2 separate regions of the Mus musculus genome follow, and region 1 is linked to region 2. A link is a contact called in ENCODE Hi-C data. All regions are on one chromosome and are shown on one strand. The core of a region is the stretch at or near the end of the contact, and the rest is flanking DNA. Distances in the headings are between cores, read along the strand shown. Region 1 holds the start of Kcnh1 (potassium voltage-gated channel, subfamily H (eag-related), member 1). Region 2 holds the start of Rcor3 (REST corepressor 3).

The links. Hi-C counts contacts between places; a loop is a spot of excess contacts on that map.
Region 1: a map of T-helper 17 cell shows a loop between it and region 2 (2.4-fold over the local background). The contact joins the promoter of Kcnh1 here to the promoter of Rcor3 in region 2. A Hi-C loop is called at or near these places in 1 of 37 maps with a recorded cell type or tissue (T-helper 17 cell).

What each region holds. Positions count from the first base shown.
Region 1 is chr1:192,186,094-192,192,876 of GRCm38, forward strand. Kcnh1 (potassium voltage-gated channel, subfamily H (eag-related), member 1) reads left to right here and starts at 4,684. Exons shown (of 11, transcript NM_001038607.2): 1 at 4,684-4,993. The coding sequence starts at 4,915.
Region 2 is chr1:192,134,468-192,141,528 of GRCm38, forward strand. It overlaps Rcor3 (REST corepressor 3), which reads right to left and starts at 3,573. Exons shown (of 12, transcript NM_001346740.1): 1 at 3,272-3,573; 2 at 2,966-3,022. The coding sequence starts at 3,431. It overlaps Gm10516 (predicted gene 10516), which reads left to right and starts at 2,431. Exons shown (of 4, transcript NR_033536.1): 1 at 2,431-2,594.

The DNA of each region.
Region 1 (6,783 bases), core at 3,434-5,933, 53 kb after region 2:
AGAATCATGCAATAAAGGGTAATCTTGAAAACAGAGTACTCAATAAGTAAGGCTGATAAATCTAACGGAAAGATCACCAACAGAGACGAGAAGGTAGAAGAAAGAGCGTCAGGGGTTGACATGGGTTATTAGAATCAGATAGCAATAATTGAAAAGTCAATCATGATTATAACTTGCAAGACCCAGGGACATGATTAAGAGATAAAACCTACACCTATGTTGTGTAAAAGAAGGGAGTAAGATACAGACTAAAGGTACAGGAAGAAGTTATTCACTACAATCTCAGCAGAAACATTCCAAAATCTTGGGAAACAGATGGACTTTCAAATAAAATAGTCATTTAAAATCTCTAATACAGAGGGCCAGAAAAAAAAAATCTCTTCATGTTATACTTAAGATAAAAAGAATGTAGAGCAAAGACAGATTTTGGAAAGCTTCAAGACACAAGTGTCAGGGGCAACATATTGAAGTAACAGTAGGTTCCTCTAAAGGCAGAGGAGCACAGAATGATGTAGTCCAAGTCCTGATGGGCAGGACCTGCTAACTAAGCTTACTCTACCCACTGAAGTTACCTATCCTTTAAAACTAGCGGGTCAGACCAGCAGGACTGCTTAGTGGGTAATGCATTTGTTACATAAGCTTGATAAAATAAATTTAACTCCCCGAATCCATGTAAAGGTGGAAGGAGAGACAGGCCTCTACAGAGCTGTTCTGTGATCTCCACATAGGCACTGTGGCATATGTGTGCTTATACACACACCATATACACACAATAATACACATAGGCACTGTAGCATATGTGTGCTTATACACACACATCATGCACACAGCAATACAAAATTAAAGTGGAAAGAAGGGCCTTCTAGATAAGCATGAGCTAAGGTGGTTTATGACTTGAAGATGGCTAAAGCAGTGACTACCATGGCAGTGCTAGGAGCTTTACACAAAGAAGAGGAGGAAAGGTGGATCAGCGCTTTCGGAAACAATGAATCTCAGTTGGGAAACTGATAAAAAATGAGGACAGAATCAAATATCATTTTGATTCTCGGCAAATCAGCAAATCTCTAATTTGCAGATGGATCAGAGAGAATTTAGCAAATACATTTCAACAAAAACAGCAATTATCAATGGCTTTAACTTTAAGTCATAGAATGCTAACCCTGGGTCTACCCAGAAAGCACTGCTGACTTGCTACTTTCTGTAACATTCTTCAAGCACCTCAGCCTTTTCAATCCTAAATGTGCTGTCCCCCAACTCTTTTAAGACACAATAAAGAGTAGTGGGATTTCTTGGGGAGAAGCAGGCAGTCTTCAGTGAAGAGAGTAAGCTGAGCTGTAGTTTACTCACGAAGAGAGAAGGAGAGACAGTAAAGAGAGGAAGGAGGCACAGAGAGCACACACAGAAAAGTGTTCCTCAGATGCAAGAGTCCCTACCACACCCTCACCTCCTTAGACTCAATTCACTGCTTGGTACAAACCAGACTTATGTATATAGTTTTGAAAATAAAATGTAACCCTTGTTAATAGCTTTATTATTCTCCAATAGGCAAGCAATGTGGTTGTGGGAGGTGGCCAGAGGACAATCTCAGGTGTCAATCTCAGGCACCAACTACCTTCGTTTTTTCTGAATCAGTCTCTGGTCTGAAGCTTGCTGGGCAGGTGAGGCTGCTGGCTGGCAAAATCCCGAAGATCTGCCAGTTGCTGTATCTCCAGTACTAGGACGGTGTGTGTGTGTGTGTGTGTGTGTGTGTGTGTGTGTGTACATGAGTGAAGGTGCCTTTAAAGGCCAGAGGCATTGGATATTGTATTCCCTCGAGCTGGAATTCATGATGACCATGAGATACCTCACTTAGGTTTTGGGAACTGAGCTCTGGTCCTTCACAAGATTAGCATACGTTCTTAACTGTTAATCTCTCCTAGCTCCTCACCCTGTTCTTTTAAACTGGGTTTGGGGGATAGAACCCAGGTCCTTATGCTTGTCAGCATTTTACTGACCGGGCTATGGCCTCAGCCTCACCCTTTGTATTTTCATCAGAGGAAATGAGAAAGATGAGTAATTGCTTTGGGCACTTGGAAGGATATAACACAATTTTACAAAATTTGTCAATATCGAATGAGTTATTAGTCACAGTGAGGTGTCATGGCCACAGCTGCACATCCTTCCCCTGTCATTAGGTTCAGGCTGGAGTCCCAGTGAGGCAGCTCTGCCCCAGCACTGACTCAGGGTGAGCCGAGCGAGTATCACAGGGTTTCCTGTGAGTATAACTACTGGATCCTCTGCTTATAAGCTCAATAGAGACGTGGTGTGTGTGTGTGTGTGTCTGTTTCCATCTCTGTCTGTCTCTGTCTGTGTGTATTTGTGTCTGTGCTTCAAAACAAGGTTTCTTGTGTGTCCAGGCTGGCTTCAGACATGCCATGTGTTCTATGAATGATGGGGCAGGAGCAGCCTCCTCCTGTAAGTCTCAGGAAAGAATTGGACTGTTCCTTCAGTCAGAGGAGCCAAGGACCAGCCAGATACAGGGTACCGTTGGGTGTGCTTTCAAAGACCCAAAGAACTCTCTCAATGTGATTAAAGATTGTTGATGTTTTAGTGTAGTTTTTGTGTGCCATGGGAATCACTCTCTGAAAAGGTGTATACACACATCTGCTTTGAGACCCACAGAAATGGCATACTTCATATGGGAAGCTTACTCCTGAGCTCCTTTTAACAGGTAGCCCACCAAGGCTCTCACCTCAAACGAATGACACCTGTTCCTTTTTATCTAAGCCACAGAGTAGGAGGGAAATTTTATGGTCTCTCTCTGTCAGATGCCTCTCCCCACCCCACAACCCCCATTGTTTTCACTTCCACAAACAGGTGCATGATCTTGATTGAAGGGTCTCTCTCTCTCTCTCTCTCTCTCTCTCTCTCTCTCTCTCTCTCTCTCTCTCTCACACACACACACACACACACACACACACACACAATCATGTAAAGCTACCCCTTGAGCACTTTCCATCATGCATGGCACAGCTGTAAGATCTTGCCTTATTCAAAGGAACCTACTCAAATGAAGTGGGTAGCCATCAAAATCAAGTTCTCTTTGAGTAGTTTACCTCATTTGTAATAGAACAAAGAACCACTAGACGGAGCCAGTGTTTAAGAAATCACAGCTCTAACCTGCAGGGAGCCGTTATCCAGTGGGAGAGATGCAGCTTTACCTTCAAGTCATAGCACACACCAGTCCTGCCGAGCCATCTTCTGCTGGCAGGAGCGTTGCTTGAGTTATATCCACACAGATAGATGAAAGGTGACATTTATAATGGCCCAATTAATTTAGTCACTCTGAAAATGACATTTGATTTGGCACTTATTTTTTTTTTTTTCAGACAGATTTTGTGAGTTTGAGTGTTTTGCCTGCATGTTTGTACGTGTACTATGCACATGCTTGGTGCCTGAAGAAGTCAGACTAGGGCATCAAATGGTCTGGAACTGAAATTTCAGATGGCTTTGGCCTACTGTGAACTAAACGCAGGTCTCCTGCAAGAGTGCTCTCAGGTGCTGAGCCATCTTTGCAGACCTCCCGCACAGAACTTTAAAGTCAGGATCCCCCCCCCCCCCCCCCCGTCTATTCTCCGCAGTGCTCGACCACTCAGAGAATGCCTGGAAGGAATTGGCTCTGCTTCTGAGATTAAAAAATTGAGACAGTGTGTCTTTGCGAACCATTAAGGTGTTTCCGGAGGTGAGCCCCGGCGTCACGGGCTTCAGCGGCGGGTTTATCTTTGCATTTTATTTTGAATCTTTGTCCAGTTGGAAACTAACCAGTCAAGTAGCAATGCATCCTTCTGTGGGCATTGTCTCAGTCCCCCGCCACACGCACAGCACAACGACAGGTACACATTATGTGCAGTTGGAACACCCCCTCTTCCTTCAGTGAACAAGAGGTCCAAGTCATTTCTACCTGCTGTGAAGCCGCACCTGCTTCACCTGTGCCTTGTGGATGCTTCTCCAAGCCACAGCTATGGCTGTTTAATTAAAATCTGATGTACTTTTACTTTGGGAAGCTTTCAGAAGTAGCCCTCCTCTTTGATGCTGGACAGCCAGTTCCCGTTTTTTGTTTTTTTTTTTGTTTTTTTCACCTTACACACAAATCTTAAGAGATTGTACTGTAGCTGGAAACCCCGATGTGCCAACTCATGTTTTGTTGTTTTTCTTTTTTGGTAAAATGATTGCTCTGTAAGAGAAGACGCCAAACAGGTGAAAGCCATTTATCAACTGAGGAGGCTGCAGGCACATTGATGGTAAAGACAAACCAAAACGGCTCCTGGGAGCTGAATCTGGCAGTCACTCTGTAAGTTGTTGCCCTTAGACACTTGGTTGGTTAATTCTGGGGAAGCTGGATAGACATGCAGCTCATGCTGTTTGCAGAGCCTGAAGGTTCTGACTCCGATCTGACACCGCGTAAAGAAAGAGTCTTCTTGTGACCTTTTCGGGTGTGTGTGTGTATGTGACTTTACCAATAAAGCTGCTCACCGTGCTCTGCACACCCCAGGCACACTCTGGATAACACTTCCCGCTGCACCCAGAGGGTGCCGCTCCGGTTCCAGCCTCACCCCGTGGCTCTTGGTTACGGCTGTGTCCCCGAGGGATGCGCGCACGGTAGGGGGCGCCCTGGACCGGCTGGCTCCCTCCGCCCACGGGAGGCGGCCGCGGCGCACCGAGCCCGGGGCACTCGAGCGCACACCCGGGCGGGCCGCAGCGGGGAGGTGCGGAGCGCAGCGAGGGCGGCAGCGGGAGCCAGCCGCCGCCCCTGCGCTCCGGGGCTGCGGAGCGCATGGGGCGCGTGGAGCCAGGAACGCTTGCGGGCTGCGCACCCGGCCGCCTGCTGCGGTGAGACACGGCGCCGGACGCCCCCAGAGTCCGGCAGTCGGGAGGATGACCATGGCTGGCGGCCGGCGGGGACTAGTGGCCCCGCAGAACACGTTTCTGGAGAACATCGTGCGGCGGTCCAACGGTAAGAACTGCCTTTGGATTTCTGTCGCCCAGGTGGGTTTTGATTTTTTTTTTTTTTTTTTTTTTTTCTGAGTGCGGTGATTGCAGACGCCTCCCGCCTGGTGCCAACAGATGCGGGGGCATCCCGGAGCTCCGCTCACCAGCTTCTCTTGCCTGCGGGCCTGGGAGGTGGGCAGGGCTGGAGGGGGTCTAGTGTGCCCCATCTCTGGAGGAGAGATCTCTAGCCTACGCCTTTGGGGCCTTTTCCCGCGCCCTCCCGCTGTCCTCTCCAGGAAAGCCTGGCATTTGGTGAGAAAAGTCATGCGAAAAGTGGCTGCAGGCTGGCCACCTTCAAGCACTGCGCTCCTGATGCGCACTGGCCGCCTCCCCGCGGAGGCTCCCCGGGAGTCCTGAGGAGCAGGGAGGCCAGAGGTAGCAGCAGAGCTGGGCTACTGGTCCTGGCCCTGTTCGGGTGCAGGGACGTTGCCAACTCCACCTTCCATCCCTTAAGCAGGAAAGTCTGACCAGAAGAAACCCTTTGGCAGGGCTGTCTTATGCACCCTCGCCAACCAGCTAGAGCAAATGGCTCACGAAGGTCCGATGGTTTTTCTGGACTCAGCCGGGGAAACAGAGGGAACTAAGTGGTCCCGGGTACAAATTTGGCATCTATTGTCTCTTTTAAACCCTCCCAATCTTGTCCTCCATCACAAGCCGATTCATTACCCAAGAAACCTGTGCACAAGCACGAGGTTTTTGTAGCTGGGAGGAGAGAGTCCTACTATGACTGATGGAAGGGGAATAATTTTCGACACCTTTTTACTCAGAGATTGCAGTTTCCTATGGTTTATTAGCATGAAGCCCAGAAGGCGAAAAGTCCTCAGAGTAGCGATCCAAAGGGAGCTATCCAAACCTTTCCGACCCACAGCTTGCACATACAGTCCTGGAGATGGGGAGTTGCTGCATACACCTGTTCACCAGGCTACCCAATTCTGAGATCCCCCTAGCAGACTTCTGGGCCCCTCTCCTTCCAGAAGCAGGCGACTCTCTCCGTTGGAGAGGCTGTGGGGACCTAACTCAAGAGCTGGGTTTTGCCAGTGTAAACATGGCGTGCAGCCTTGGAACTTGGGTTGATAGTGATGAGCTTCCAGCTGAATTCAGTTAGGGATTCAATGGAAGGGCGTGAAAACTGACCCCTGCCTCTTATACAGTGTCTTTAATTAAAAAGGGACTTAAGTTTACAAGACAAAGCCCGTGGGCTACCATAGCAAATCTTACCTACTATTTAAGAGCTTTCTTAGAAATTATCTCACCTTTGTTGTGTGCCTCTTAAAGATGAGTACTACTCGGTCATTACCTTTCCCTCCAAGGTTTAAAGGAGTCTTTAAAGCAAGGTCACAGTTACTACCAGGGGCCGTGTGTGTGTGTGTGTGTGTGTGTGTGTGTGTGTGTGTGTAATGACTGCTAAACAGGCAGCCACAAGGTCATAGTCATTACTTGGGTCTGCCCCTCCCTCTTGTGTGTGTATGTGTGTGTGTGTGTGTGTGTGTGTGTGTGTAATAATTGCTAAATGGGCAGCCATGAAGAATTCCTTTGGCATACAAATCTGAAAGCGATGGTTGAAGTTAGTGTATTATTATGGCTTTTAACTGACCCGATATGGGCACTGTTTTGCAGACTTGGGGATCCCACTTGAGGGACGTATAACGTTTGCATAATAAATGCCATGAACATTATGAGAAGTCTGTCTATTGGAGAGGAGGCAGTACCCTGAAGTTAGAGGGAAACCATGGTGCACTCTGTTAGCTGGAGCAC
Region 2 (7,061 bases), core at 2,323-4,822:
CTTGAAGGCTTATGGTCACCAATCATAGCTACTCCTCCGGGGTCAGCACAGTTAGGCAGCAAATACAAGAACACCTTAACAACCGGTTTACAACTGACAACCACCAGAACTAGTTAACAACTGATTTTCAAGAGAAATCCAGTCAGTAAATCATAAGGACGTCAGCATGGCCATGTAAGGGGAACAGCCCCTAAACCACAAACCCATTTACACTGAAGACGACAATCAGAAATCCAGGGAGTAAATCCTAAGGATACCAGCATGGCCACGGAAGGTAAATGGCCAAGCTCCCAGAACTCCAACAAAACCCTCCACTTTTCCAGCTTGATAATGGTTAGCCATTTGTCCTGGGTTTCTGAGACCTAACAGTAAGTCATTCTCCATGTGTGTAAGTTCTACCATCAACATCATTTCTTCTAAAACACTCTTACTTTTTCTACTTTCTCAGAATAGTCTTAGGACCTAAGGAAATTTTCTTCCAAGTGCCTTACATCTAATACTACAGTGAATAATTTCCATACAAATAGTGCTTTATTAGGGATGAGGTGGGTAGGGGTACACATCTTTAACCCTAGCACTCAGGAGGTAGAGGCAAGTGGATCAGAGTTCAAGGGTCAGGCTAGTCTACCTAGGACAGCCCCAGGACAGGCAAGGTTATGTAGAAGGACCTTGTCTCGAAAACAAAACAGAAAGGGGTGGGGGGTTATGAAGGAGAAAAGGAGAGCTTATTATTTCTCAATTTTTATTATTAGCTAATTTTCCTTTTCTTCTATTATCTTTTCCCAATTAATGCTTAAATTTTCATCTAATTATACTAGCTCAACATGAAATAAAACTTTCGAAAAATAGTACAACACTTAGACTAAACCAGCAGCAACAGGCACACGAAGCACAGTGCTTCCTTCAGTGATTCATGTGAATGGCAAATGCTTTTCACTGTATCCGTGGACGACACTGCTAATCAGAAGTAAGTGCATCTAAGGAACGTTAGGTTTATCCCTATTCTATTGATTACAGTCAGAGTAAATAAATTGGAAATTTTAATTCAAAGCTAATAATACTAATTGGGGTTTTGTCACCTCTCACAAACATTCTAGGTAGCTGGAACAAGCAAAACTGATAAAAATAATCAGTTAGGTTAGTTAACCAAACAATGTCACCTAAGACCACCTAAATAGATTAACTATTTTTCCTAGTTTAAAATTGTTGCATGAACTGTATTTTAAAATGACAAATGCTAAAACACATACAAGCCCCTAACCAACTGCACATAGCTAGGAGACAAATATTGACCGAGATCTACCTAATGGGGCAAAAGATAGGTGTGCTTATGACATAATTCGGCTGCTGGGTTCCATCGGGAAATGACTTCAGCAATATTTTAAAAAATTGAGTAGCAACGAGAGCTCCAAATCGTTCTTCATAATTATGAAATCTAATCTTTACTGAGTAACTGCCATATGCCTAGTCATTTAATCCTGGCAAGAATTCCATGCAATGGTTTTTTACAGCTAGGAAAATTGAAGCTCAGAGAAGGCCAGTGACTTGCTCAGAAGACAAAAACAAGAGAGCTGGGAATTAAATGCAGCCTATCCTTCAGTGAACATGTCTTCTTTCCGATGTCAAACTAAGCCCTGAAGCACAGCCATAAAGTGAAGGAACCCACCTACTAGCTAGCTATGCCAACAAGAAAAATACGACTACAAGAAGCCCACCACGGCACACACCGATAGTCTTCTAATAAAATATCCCAACAGCTGTGTCGCTTTGAAGGTAACCCCCAAATCTGATGAGCACTCTGGTATCATGTACTGAAGGAAACTGTCCTAATTATGCTTGTAACGGTTACCCTTCTCCTTTCAGAGAGGGGATACTACCTACTTGGTAAGTCCTAATGGGGAGAAGGATGGAAGCCCCCTAGCATACCTAAACTAAACGGACATGACTGCTTTCCTTGTGAAATTACAAGTGAGTCCTCTGCAACACCAACTACAACTCCAGCGTCGGACTCGGGCAGTGCGGTTAAGAATGAGCTCTAGACAAAAACTGACTGCAGGAAAAGTGGGAGGGCAGTTCAGGCAGGGAAGGGCAGAGCCCACCCAGTGGCAAGTCTGGCTGGGTTAGAGCAGCCGAGCACTCCAGGCCCAGAGGCTCCAGCAAGGGCGCCTCCATATGCGGAACTCTCGCCCAATCCCTGAGCAGCCTGACATCCCGTGACAGCCGGGGAGCCTGTTTGGAGAAAAGTAGAGAGGGAGCCCGCAAGCTGCGCTGGCGGAGGGCGCTGGAACCTGGCTGTTCCGGAGAAAATGTCTCCTTGGCAGCTGCTGCCGCTGTCCTGTGGTCTGGCTTCCCCGGGCTGGGTCGGCGCGCGGGGAGGGGTTGGGGGCGACCGGGGCGGTGTCGGGCACGGGCGTTTCCCCGCCCAGGTCCACACCGCCTCGGCAGAAAGAAAAACCAGGATCCCGTGTGCGCCGGGGTCGCAGGGCTCGCCCTTGGCTCGGGCTAATGACAGCAGGCGGTTGCCAAGCGTGGCCCTGCGGAGCCTGGCTGAGCCCCGGGTTCCCAGGGCGGGTCGGAGTGGCATCTGACCTGGGGTAGGTTCATGCACACACAGATCGCACGCCCTCTCCTGCAGCCCTTGGTTTTGCAGTCCCCACGCCCCGGGCCTCGGACCCGCGACCTCCGTGCGAAGCCACCAGCGTGCAAGTGCCGCGGGAGGGAACCATGTTCACCTTGCCATGCACACATCTACCCCCACGCCCTGTGTCACTGCCCAGCCGAGCCTGCCAGCCTCCCCGCCCGCGATGCCCTGCCCTGCCCTGCCCTGCCCTGGCCTCTCCTGGTGCGCCCCACACTCAACACCACGTAACTCCCTCCCATCCCGACGCCGGCCACCCCAGAGCAAGCCTGGGGGAAAAAAAAAGAGAGAGAGAGATGGGGTTTTCCTGTGAGCAAATATATCTACCTGGATCGAATTCAGGGATCCGAGCTTGGTATTCAGCTCCGACTCTCATCCCAACATCTGCAAAGCAATGCCAAGATATATGGTAAAATGGTAATAAATAAGGAGAGGAGAGGGGAAGGGCAAGGCAGAGACTCTCCAGCCGCGGGAGCGCGGGCGAGGCCGTGGCCGGGTGGGGGCGGGGAGGCGCGGGTCGCGGGCTGCGGCGGCACCGGGAGTTCCGGCGGCCGCGGCTCGGCTCCGAGGGGGAGGAGGGCGCGGGGAAGGGGGCCGGGCGGACGGGCGGGGGCGGGGAGCGCGGCGAGGTACCCCCGTGCTCGTCGTCGCTGCTGCAGCCGCTCTCGGGCTCCGAGAAGTGCAGCCCGCCGTTGGCCGAGGAGCCGCCGCCTCCCGCCGGGCTCTTGGCGCCGCCGTTGGCCGATCGGCTCTTCCCCAGTAACTCGGGCCCTTTCTCCATCATGCCGGGCATGGTAGAGGAGGGGGAGAGGTGGCGTCAGGGAAGGGGGAGACGGCTGGCGGGCGCGGGCGGGAGCGCGGAGGAGGAGGAGGAGGTGTTAATATGGAGCCGCCATCACCGCCCCGGTCGAGCCGTAGCGCAGTCGCCCCACACCGGCCCGCCCCGGCCCCGCCTCCCTCCCCTCCCCCGCCGCCGCCGCCCCGCGCCGTGCCACCCGGCCGAGCGCCCCTCGTGGCCGCGCGCTCCTCACTGGGCGGCCGCGATCACTCCGCCCTAGGGAGGTTCCGGCCGCGGGGCGGAGAGACCAGAGGGCCGGGACCCCGCGCGTCCCCAGCCGGCCGGTTCCCGGGCGCTCGAGGGCCGGGAGACGATGTGGAGGCCCCGGAGGCGGCATGGAGGGCGGGGAGGCGGCCTCTGCCCTGTCTCAGCTGAAGGAATTTGGCCTGCTGAGGCGGGGCCGCGGGGCGGGAGCTGCTCCCGTGACCGGGAACCCGGGATGGCGGTCTCAGGAGCTGCTCCGGTGAGGAGCGGCGGGGATGGCGGCCTTTGACAGGAGCTATGAGGATGGCGGCCTTGGACCGGAGCAGCTCCGGTGACGCGGGCAGGGGTTGGCGGCCTCAGACAGGAGCTGCTCCCGCGAGGTGCGCCCCGGGGTAGGAGCTGGGTCCTCCGGTTGGAGGCAGGATCGGTTCACTCCGGAATGAGACCGGCCCTAAAGACCTGGCGAGGCAGCTCCTCTCTGCTGTGAGGTCCGAGAGGGACTGAAAGGGCAGTATTTCCACTTGGCTCTTTCCCTTTTGCTGTCTAAGAAGCGAATGCCACGAGTGGGGAAATAAATAACCGAACTCTACCTTCCCCGGGCCAGTGCTATCTGGGTCGACACTGCCTGGGGTGGTGGCTCAGAGCAATTCTGGAGAGGGTGGAGAGAGAAGTGCTCTGCAGAGAGGTGCTGCTGCTGCAGAGAAAGGTGAGGCCAGCTGCCTTCTGGCAGTTTGCACCCAGTTGAAGATTGGCTGGACTGTATTTCTTCCCCAGATTTAAGGATATTTGCTTATGACATACTGTCTGGGCAAGGAGGACGATTTGTGTCTCAGGAGTAAAGGGGGGGGGGAGTTGCTTAATATACAGATGTGTGTCCTGCAGAATTTGGGGGTAACAGTAAAATTACCTTGAAGGTTAAAACTGTTCTTTGGAATTCTGTTACTGAGAAATAACAGACCTACTCAAGAATTCAGCCAAGAAAACTCTGGGATACAAGAATTAGGCCGGTCATCTGTCTAAAGGAGGGAGTATTTTGTCCGGGTGGAGAAACAGTACTGGTACTGGAAATAGTTGATTTTTAGCTCTATATGTGTCCATTAATTTTTGAACCACAACTCAACCTCCCCTCCCGTTTTATTTTTTGAGACAGGATTTCTATGTGTACTTCTGGCTGTCCTGGAACTCACAGAGATCCGCTTGCCTCTGTCTTCTGAGTGCTGGGAGTAAAGAGCTGCACCACCACACCTAGCATCGGTTCCTTTTTTTAAAAAACACATTGCTGAAGGATATTTTAAGTCTGATTTTTATTTTCTGCAAGGAGAAATGTTATGGACAACTGAAATGATATTTTATTTTTTACATTCCAACCTCTAATGAACACGACTCATCTCAGCCCTGTCACATCAGCTCCTTTGATCCTGGAGTACAAAAGCTAGAGCCTATAAAAAGAAAATTCAAGAAAAAAAAAAACCACAAAACAAAATAGAGGCCTCTTAATAGATACACTTTTTAACTCTGAAATAGTGCTGATTCACTTTTCTGTAGAAAAGAATCTGCGTCTAGATTAGGGATCAAAAGTTTCAAGGGCTTTTGGGACTATTTTGATTAGTAGAATCTTGGCAGTAAAATGATTCTACTGGAATATTTAGACCAAAGACTGCATTCACCTTTGGGGAAGGATTTTGGCGTGAAGGGATGTGTGTGTGTGTGTTTAAGGAAAACAAATTTCTGTTTTGCTTTTAAGAAAAGGAAAGCACTCTAAACTTGCCTGGTTGAGAAGGGTGATTGTAGTGGACCTTAAAATGGTCTCTTCCCAGATAAGACATTACAGAACAGAAAAGCCCTAGGTAGAAATCTGGAAGAATGTCTACTTCTGTTTGGAGAGGAGGAAAGCCCCTGGGCGGAGAAGAGAGCTTTAGGGGTTAATAATATCTCTTGAGATGGGTTGAAGGGGGGGGGGCACTACTGGTCTGTTGAGTATTTAAATTAACTCCATTTTAAGGTTTTCTCAAGAGTTACAAAGACCAAACATAAGGCAAAGGTCGGGGATTAGCTAAGTTGTATGTTGCCTGGGCTTCTCTTTGATATCATGTGAATTCCAGAAGCAAGGATACAGGAGAAACTTTGTTTCAAATAAGACAACGTTTAGAAGGCCAAGGGATCAAGATCAGTTATCTTTTGGGATGACTTCTATCTAGCAATGAGTCTTGGAGAAGATACCCAAGGACTCTAGGAAAATAATGTTCTTGAGAAACAGAAGGCTGAATGCTTATACAATGACCAGATTCCCTCCCGGCATAGGGATCCATGGGCGTATTCTAATCCTAAGGAAAGCCAGCAGATTGTGTATAAATTGTATAGCTGAGTCTAGGGAAAATGTAGAGGTTAAGGACAGCCAAGACAGTCTTGAGCAACAGTTCTCAACCTGAGGATTGCAACCCCTGGGGAATCACTGAACAAACCCTTTCACAGGAGTTGCCTAAGACCTTCAAAAAATACATTTACATTACAACTCATAACAGTAGCAAAATTACAGTTAGAAAGTAGCAGAGGAGCTGGGTGGTGGCACAGGCCTTTAATCCCAGCAGCACTCAGGAGGCAGAGGCAGGCAGATTTCTGAGTTCAAGGCCAGCCTGGTCTACAAAGTGAGTTCCAGGACAGCCAGGGCTATACAGAGAAACCCTGTCTCAAAAACAAAACAAAACAAAACAAAACAAAAAACCCAACAAAGTAGCAAAGAAATAATTTCATGGTTGGGGGTCACTACAACATGTAACTGTATCAAAAGGTCAAAACATCAGGAAGGTTGAGAACAGCGGAGCTTCCTGAGTCTTCATGTCTTTCCAGTATGGAAGGGTTCATTCAGGAAATTGAGTCAGCTCCTCTAGAAGAAACCAAGGAGATGGCACTATATAACACCAAGAAAGAGTTATTCTGGAGGCCTTGGCATGCATAATGAACTGCTTCCAACTGTGACCTTTGAGCACACATGCAGACACACCGCCATTACCTATGTCCCCACACAGGACTCACTCAGTGGTGTCTTGCTTTTATTCCATTAATTTTGATTTATCAGAAAAACTTATTTTATTTCAATGCAGGCCAAATTTGTGGCTCTCAGAACTTGGGATGCACATCACAGCCTTCTCTTCTCTCAGCAGTTACAGTTCTTAAAAAAAACAAAAAGTCTATTTGCCTTGCTGAGAGCCAAACCCCAGTCTCATGCACTTAAAGATTTGATGTTGGCGTCAGGAATCGGTCATAACAGGCTGCACTGCTTCTCACTGGGTATAGCAGGCCCAAAGACAAGGGCTTTTCACTGCCTGTTCCAAAGGCCTTACGAGATTCTCTACCTGTCAGACATCTGACTCAGCCTTAAAC